Linked DNA regions of Homo sapiens: region 2 is linked to region 1. The links are chromatin contacts, found by Hi-C or POLR2A ChIA-PET in ENCODE. All regions are on one chromosome and are shown on one strand. Each heading gives the region's core, a stretch centred on a gene start or an enhancer-like site at or near the end of the contact. The rest is flanking DNA. Distances are from core to core; before and after follow the strand shown. Region 1 overlaps TBC1D2B (TBC1 domain family member 2B). Region 2 overlaps IDH3A (isocitrate dehydrogenase (NAD(+)) 3 catalytic subunit alpha).

Region 1 (3,885 bases), core at 1,385-3,884:
CTCAGCTTCATCCTCAGCAGTTCCTCCTTCACTCTTTTATATACTAGGGTTGCCTTTAAGATTTCATTTGGAAAAGAGGTTCCAGTAAACAAAAGAAAAAAAAGTTCAAACACCACTAATCCAGTCCAGTCTCCCTACCTACTTTCTCCATCAGGACACTAGAGTCCAGAGCCAGGGCCAGAACCCAGACACCTGCCCCTGCAGTATACAAATATTGCAAGGCAGGTAGAGATGAGTGTACCTACTAGAGAGCACAGTGTCTGGAGTGGGGGGCAGGGGGTGCTCAATGTTGGTGACACCATGTGTCAGTCTACAGGCACATGGGGTAAAGGTGCAGCTCAAACTCCTTTACTTCAAAGGCTGGTCTTACAATCATCATCACAATTCTAAGCCAAGTCAGGAAATAAACACAACAAACTGTACAGATTTCTGTTACAGGCTGAGTCCAGCCTCTTCTTCCTGTGTGGGCTAGTAGCAAGGTGATGAACGGCCCCTCTGCGAGACTGGACTGTCAAATGCTCATGTGGCAAAGTGCCTATTACCAAGAAAACCCCAGGCCTTGCAGCAACCCACAGCCCATACTGGAAATACTTCCTGAGGAACTCAGAGGCCCCAAGGAGGGGTGGAGAAAAGGGACCAGAGACCAGGGAGGAACACGTTGGAGGAAAATTTCTAAAAGTAATTATCTGACTTGAAAAAGAAGCTCTTTTCCAGCTTAATACATTTTTGCTGTTACTGTTATTTTTGTCTGGTTTTTGGTTTTTAAGAGACCACGTGAGATTTACTTAATGAAAAGCAGAGCTGCTGGCTTCTCCTCAATACATGTCCTAACATTAGCATGCAGGAAACCGCCTCAAGGAGGACACTAAGGGAAAACACAAACTAGGACATGGCAACATTTCCTCGAAGATTTTAAGAGGCTGGACTAGTGTTCATGAACATGTCTTTTGTCTTACAGCTTCAGTGGGGAAAGAAAGTCTGTGCCTGACGGTTTTTGGTGTTTAGACCTCTGTCTTTTTTAAACATTTTCAAATGCCTAAATGAAAACTCTGAGGGAGTTTCCGACTGCATTGTTCCCATTTCCTAGGTTCTGATTCCAGCACTGCCTCTAAATCCAGTGTGAACCCGGGCAGTCTCAGCCTCCCTGGTCTCCAAGAGCCCTTCCCACTTACTGCATTCTAACACATGATGCTCAAAGTCTCCTCCTAATGGGACTCCCCGCACAGGGGCGGCTCCTGCCTACAACCGGACTGCCTCAGTGAGTCTTCCCTCTCCTCTCCTGCTGTCTCAGTCAGGCCTAGGTGCTCCGCCAGCAACCTCTGCAGAGCACAGAACTGTGTACAGTGGGAGAATTCTCATAAAACTCAACCCAGGCTTGCAGCTGCATCCAAGAAAGGAGAAAAGAACACTGGGAAAGGGTTGTACCCATATGCATCAAAGCACACAGCAAACGAAAGTCTGGGTGTCAACACTGGGAGTTGGAGGAAGACAGGGTGGGTTTAATCTGAAAAAAATTTTTTTATTTATCAATGTGAGTTTTAATACAGATTGTGAAGGACCCAGTCAGGAGGAATAGAAATATCTTCCAAGTGAGGACATAGCATACATCTAAGTACCAGAAAAAAGGGGCAGCCAACCACCAGGTCCTGAGAGGCCCCAGGATGGGCCAGTCCATATGTCTGGTTAATTGCTCATTTGCCTGTCCCCTACCCCCATCAAGGACACAACTCTGTGAGAACTGAACCTCTATCTGATTTGCTAACAGCTGCATATCCAACACCTAGCATAGAGGAGTGACTTAATAAATATTGGTTAAATGACCAAATTAATCCATAAAAGACAAGAACTTGCTAACATGGCATGGGACAAAAGGCCAATTGGGCAGAAGGCAGCAAAGGCCCCTGCAGTTCTTGAGTGGGTTTATACTCATCATACTTCCTGACTTTCCTCTCTCCTGCCACCTTGCCTCTGACAGATGCCCTGAATTGGGGTGGGGGTTTCCCTGGGGTGGGGGTTTCCCTCTTTTCCTTTCCCATTCCTCCCTGTTCTCCTGCAATCTGGCTCAGCCACCACCCCACCCCCATTCACAGCCACATCAATCCCTGTATTCACCTGCACCAAGTCCCACCAAATCTAGGCTGAGGATGTCTCTGCTGACACCAAATTGCAAGCCTGTTCCACATAGACTCCTTTCCAACCCTCTCTAGCAGGCTCCTCCGAGACAGAACTGCAATCTAACCCCACTCAGCATCTCCCTCACATCCTCCCTCCCACAGTCACATTCTTTCACAACCTGACTTTCACAGACTGGTTCAGAGAGCATCTTGCTTTACAGATGGGGAAATTATGATGTGCTCAAGGTCCCATAAGCTCTCCCCATGCTGCCTCTCAGATACAACACTGGTAACTACCATGACTGATACTTCACAAGAACGCATGGTATTTTGCAGCATTTTACAAGGATTACACAAAAGCACAGCTTCCTTGATCTCTGTATGGAATCACGACATTAAAGGATGATGTGTAATTCCTGTGGCACTGCCAACGCGGGGCCTGCATTCCACCTGATGGCTTTCCTTCTGGCAGCTCTCTACACCCTGCATCCTGCACCGAGAGCACTGCTCAGGCTGCCTGAGGACTGAAAGTTACAGCTACTCCTCCCACGCCATCCCCTTGCACACAAGCTGTTAAAAGTGTAACAGTTCAACTAACCAATGCAGCTGCTTCAGGGGAGGAAATGTGTGGTCATCCTTCAAACTGTCTTCACAATACAATTTTCTGCAAGAAATACCATCCATATTCAAACAGGCACTTGGGCATTTGAGCCTGCTATGACCATGAGTGCTTTAGTACTCATGAACTTTCAAGAAGTTTTTTAAAAAAGCAGGGTGTTGTTATCCCTGGCTTGTTTTCTTATTAGTTTATGTGGGGAATGAAGTAAACGGAATGTGCTAGACATACATCCTGTAATGAGGCTATTAGCCATTTATGGGCACCTCCTTTGGGTTCTAGCTACCTCATTCTCAACAGCTATAAAGGTTTATAGACACCTGATTGTATCTTTATGCAAATTACTCTTTTATGTTGAAACTAGGTCTTTATCTATCCAGACACAGAAGACAATGTAGAATGGTATTTGAGGCATGGCATGCCTTCAGAGGGCAGGCTACAAAATAGAGGGCAGACAGAACAGATACTGACTAATAATAAAGCTGCAAGTTCCAATCACACAGGAAAGTCTCTTACTCAACACAGATTCTAGAAAAAAAATTAATGTAAGCAACTATGTGACAGTGCTGGCTCCTTAATGAATATTCAATCCAGCTTTTCCTTACTTATAGACCTTGGTTTTGATCGTGGCCATATGCTCAGCTAAAATACTTGGCTTCCCAGACTCCTTCCAGCTAGGAATGGCCATATGACAGTTCCAGCCAATGATGCATAAGCCACAGGTTTCTGGGAAAGCATTCTCCTTTTGATGTAAGTGCCACCCCCAGGGGCAGCTAGCATGAGCAGGAAAGCTAATACACTCTAGCAATGGAAAATACAGAGTCAGAGACAGCTTGGGCCCTTCAGTGGCACTAGTGAGTAGCTATGCCAGCCACAAACTGCTTATCATGTGAGACAAATTACTCCCTATGTGTAAGTCCTTATTAGTAAGGTTTCCTGTTAATTACAACTAAACATAATGCTAACCCTTTCAAAATGATATCATCTCATATATATGTATACAATATATATGTGTATATACACATACATATGGCTCTTTACACTTAACAATGCAGTTTCCCATTTGATCTTTATAACAACTATGAAGAGGGGTGAACAAACTTCAATTCCCAGAGCCACAGTTTCCTAACCCTGTACTACAGGATACGTGACTTA
Region 2 (3,885 bases), core at 6-2,505, 120 kb after region 1:
GGGCCCAAGCATTTGATGTTGAACAAGGATTCTTAACGTGGGTCCCAGATTGAACAGGGTATGTGTGCACATGTGTGCATTTTCTGAGGTGAGGATCTAGATATTTCATCCAAAAAAAGTTAAGCAGCACTGATGTATAGACATCAGTGTACAGTGGAAAGGTCAGTGGTTTGGGAGGCAGCATCAGGTGCACGCCCAATTATCCTATTGTTAGCTGTGTGACCTTGGCCAAGTTCATTGATTTTTTTTGAGACAGAGTCTTGCTCTGTCACCCAGGCTGGGGTGCAGTGTCATAATCTTGGCTCACTGCAACCTGCACCTCCCGGGTTCAAGCAGTTCTCCTGCCTCAGCCTCCCTAGTAGCTGGGATTACAGGCGTGTGCCACCACACCCAGCTAATTTTTGTATTTTTAGTAGAGATGGGGTTTCACCATGCTGGCCAGGTTGGTCTCGAACTCCTGAGCTCAAGTGATCCTCCCGCCCCAGCCTCCCAAAGTGCTGGGATTACAGGCATGAGCCACCACACCCGGCCAAGTTCATTGATTTTTATAGACAACTTTTTACTCTTCACAACAAACGTCTGTTGAGTGTACCTTATAAGGTGTGAAGAGTAAAATGATGAATAGGGTAAGATGCTGAGCCTCAAGGAGCTGGGAATCTAGTGGCAGATACAGATGCAGATGTACCTCTAATACAATAGTCTTATATGTTACACTGTGTGCATCTATAATACAAAAGCAATACAGAAGTTTTATAAAAGTAATAACTAATATTAATTGAATACTTATGCAACTTTTAAGTTCTTTATATATCATCTCAGCAAAGTTTTTCTATAACTCTTTGAAGTAGATGCTATAATTCCATTTTATAGATGAGGAAACTGAGGTACAGAGAGAATAAATAATATGTCCAAGGTTTTACAGCTCCTAAATGACCCAAGTTGGTATTAACACGCAGTCTGGGCCTTACCCAACAAGCTCCACCGCCTCGGTAAGCAATTGTGGCCTGTGGAAGAAGTGTCGCGGGCTATTCCGAAGTTAGAGGAAATAATGCACTTGAAGACTCATCCCTAATTTGAGGTCCTTTTTAACAAAAATTGTGAAAAATATGCATAACATAAAATTTGCCATTTTAGCCGTATTTAGGTATACAGTTCAATAATGTTAAGTACATTCACATTGTAATGTAACCATCACCATCAGTCATCTCCAGACCAGTTTCATTTTCTCAAACTGAGACTCTGCACCCGTTAAACAGTAACTTTCCCTTCCCCCTCCCATCCTCTGACACCTGCCATTCTGCTTCCTGTCTCTATGAATTTGACTACTCTAGGTACCTCATGTAAGTGGAATCATACAGTATTTGTCCTTTGAGTCTGGCTTATTTCACTTAGCGTAATATCTTCAAAGTTGGTCCCTTCTTTTAAAAAAATTCTGTAATTTGAAATTATATCGTGTGGCCAAAATACAAGAAATTCAGGCTTGTTTTTAACAGCCTGATAGTCACATTGGAGGTCATATGATTTTCTTATTCTTTAAAGTTATATTTGGGAAGTTATAATCTACAGCCCAGTAGAGAGGTGCCTGAATTACATAGTGGGCCCTTTTATTGTGTAGGATGGAAAGATAAAGAGAATTAAATATATTGGGGTCTGTATGCAGGAAAGAAAGGATAAGCTGGTAGAACAGATCAGTTGTATGGGAGGCTTTCTTTCCTAAAGAGGGAGGTTTAAGAGTTAATGATTTAGGCAGGTGTGGTGGTGCATGCCTGTAGTTGCAGCTATAGGCTGAGGCAGGAGGATCACCTTAGCCTCTGAGTTCAAGACCAGCCTGGGCCACATAGTGAGACCCCGTCTCTTAAAAAAAAAAAAAAGAGTTAATGATTTAAATATTTCTTTCGTATTTGTGTCCCAGCCTCCAAAAATAGATCAGATACAAAAATTAGTTGGGTATGGTGGCATGCACTTGTAATTCCAGCTATTCAGGACGCTGAGGCAGGAGAATCGCTTGAACCCAGGAGGCAGAGGTTGTGGTGAGCTGGGATCGTGCCACTGCACTCCAGCCTGGGCAACAGAGTGAGACTCCATCTAAAAAAAAAATAATAATAAAAACAAAAATAGATCAAAATATGTCTCAGGTCTATTCCTGAGACATATTTCCCAAGGATTTTTATGAAACTTCTTATTTAGATTCGCTTTTATTTAAATATCCATGACCAACTAATCTGGGTTAGGGTCTATTGTGTGAACAAAGGGAAAATTTTGGTAAAGCTCCCTGCCTCCCTTTGCATCAAGAGCACCTTATTCTTTGCAGAGTGCTGTTGTATACACTATGAGATTGGATCCCGATCCTCCTGGGCTGGGTAGATGGTGGTGGAGTGGTTCCTCACTTTGAAATGAGGAACTAAATGAAAGAGCAGCCGAGTAACTTGCCCAGGTGGCATCTCACTGAGGGCTTTAAAATCTCCTTGGTTTAGTTTAGTTTGCGGATACATCTTTTATTTTTGCTTTTTCCTTTTCTCAGAGCTTGACAAAAGATTTGGGAGGCAATGCAAAATGCTCAGACTTCACAGAGGAAATCTGTCGCCGAGTAAAAGATTTAGATTAACACTTCTACAACTGGCATTTACATCAGTCACTCTAAATGGACACCACATGAACCTCTGTTTAGAATACCTACGTATGTATGCATTGGTTTGCTTGTTTCTTGACAGTACATTTTTAGATCTGGCCTTTTCTTAACAAAATCTGTGCAAAAGATGCAGGTGGATGTCCCTAGGTCTGTTTTCAAAGAACTTTTTCCAAGTGCTTGTTTTATTTATTAAGTGTCTACCTGGTAAATGTTTTTTTTGTAAACTCTGAGTGGACTGTATCATTTGCTATTCTAAACCATTTTACACTTAAGTTAAAATAGTTTCTCTTCAGCTGTAAATAACAGGATACAGAATTAACAAGAGAAAATGTCTAACTTTTTAAGAAAAACCTTATTTTCTTCGGTTTTTGAAAAACATAATGGAAATAAAACAGGATATTGACATAATAGCACAAAATGACACTCTTCTAAAACTAAATGGGCACAAGAGAATTTTCCTGGGAAAGTTCACATCAAAAAGAGTGAATGTGGTATATTTCTAAATGATATGGAAAATAGAGACAGATTTGTCCTTTACAGAAATTACTGAGTGTGAATAAAAACTTCAGATCCAAGAAATATATAATGAGAGATATAATTTTTGTTAATAAGACAAAGGTAATATATTGGATACAAAGACACAAATGTATTGTGTGTTCAATTATTTTGTTGTCTTGAGATTTAATATTCTTTCCAAGAGCTTTTAATGAAGCAGAGAGCTAGTACTTCATTTTCACTGGATACATTTTCAGCATCATGAGTTGTCACAGCCTCTGAGCCCCTGATCTGAAGCCAGAAGGGCTGAGTGTATTGTAAACTTATTCTTGCATGTTGCTGTCTGGGAATGGACCACACTACAGCAGGTAGTTCTGGGGGCGATACTGCCGAAAGGCCCGAACACATGTATTTTGGCTGCAATTGAGGAACTTGGGATGCTATTAATTTTGTATTTCAGCAACTGCCCCTTCTCCTATCCCAAAGCACCAATTACTGCCCTCTGCCTCAGCAGTACCAGTATAAGATGACATTCCAAAGACTGGAGGCAACTCAGCCTGAGTTAATTCACAAAATTATGCCATGCTGGGGCTTGAGCTTGAGCTTGGGCTTAGGCTTGGGCTCAGCTTTTGACCCTCAGGCATCTCCTTTCCCTTCCTGTCTTCCTCTCCCTTCTCCTCTGCTGCAGCATGATTTTCTTAATCTTCAGACACTCACTATTTTCATGAACAGTTACCCTCTGTCCCCACAACCAAAGACAA

The links. A loop is a pair of places that touch in the nucleus more often than their neighbours do. ChIA-PET counts read pairs that join two places held with the same protein, here RNA polymerase II (POLR2A). Pooled maps may share reads with other maps.
Region 2: a loop to region 1 is called in a pooled map, with 5 times the contacts of the local background. The contact joins two enhancer-like sites. A Hi-C loop is called at or near these places in 1 of 168 maps with a recorded cell type or tissue (GM12878), 13 of 37 single-sample maps with no recorded cell type and 10 of 50 pooled maps. POLR2A ChIA-PET finds 5 or more read pairs at or near these places in 2 of 52 experiments (OCI-LY7 and WTC11).

Annotation. Positions count from the first base shown.
Region 1 is chr15:78,047,542-78,051,426 of GRCh38, forward strand. All of the region lies in intron 2 of TBC1D2B (TBC1 domain family member 2B), which reads right to left. Among named protein-coding and RNA genes, the nearest start is that of TBC1D2B, 28 kb to the right of the region's middle. Within about 2 kb of position 2,635, at least 14 of the 41 ENCODE cell types and tissues checked have a DNase peak (open chromatin) inside an H3K27ac peak, as active enhancers do; they include OCI-LY7, where a contact is called at or near this core.
Region 2 is chr15:78,166,401-78,170,285 of GRCh38, forward strand. IDH3A (isocitrate dehydrogenase (NAD(+)) 3 catalytic subunit alpha) reads left to right here. Exons shown (of 11, transcript NM_005530.3): 11 at 2,522-3,885. The coding sequence ends at 2,605. It overlaps ACSBG1 (acyl-CoA synthetase bubblegum family member 1), which reads right to left. Exons shown (of 14, transcript NM_015162.5): 14 at 1,068-3,885. Among named protein-coding and RNA genes, the nearest start is that of IDH3A, 19 kb to the left of the region's middle. RefSeq lists an enhancer at 1,132-1,431. Within about 2 kb of position 1,256, at least 3 of the 41 ENCODE cell types and tissues checked have a DNase peak (open chromatin) inside an H3K27ac peak, as active enhancers do; they include OCI-LY7, where a contact is called at or near this core.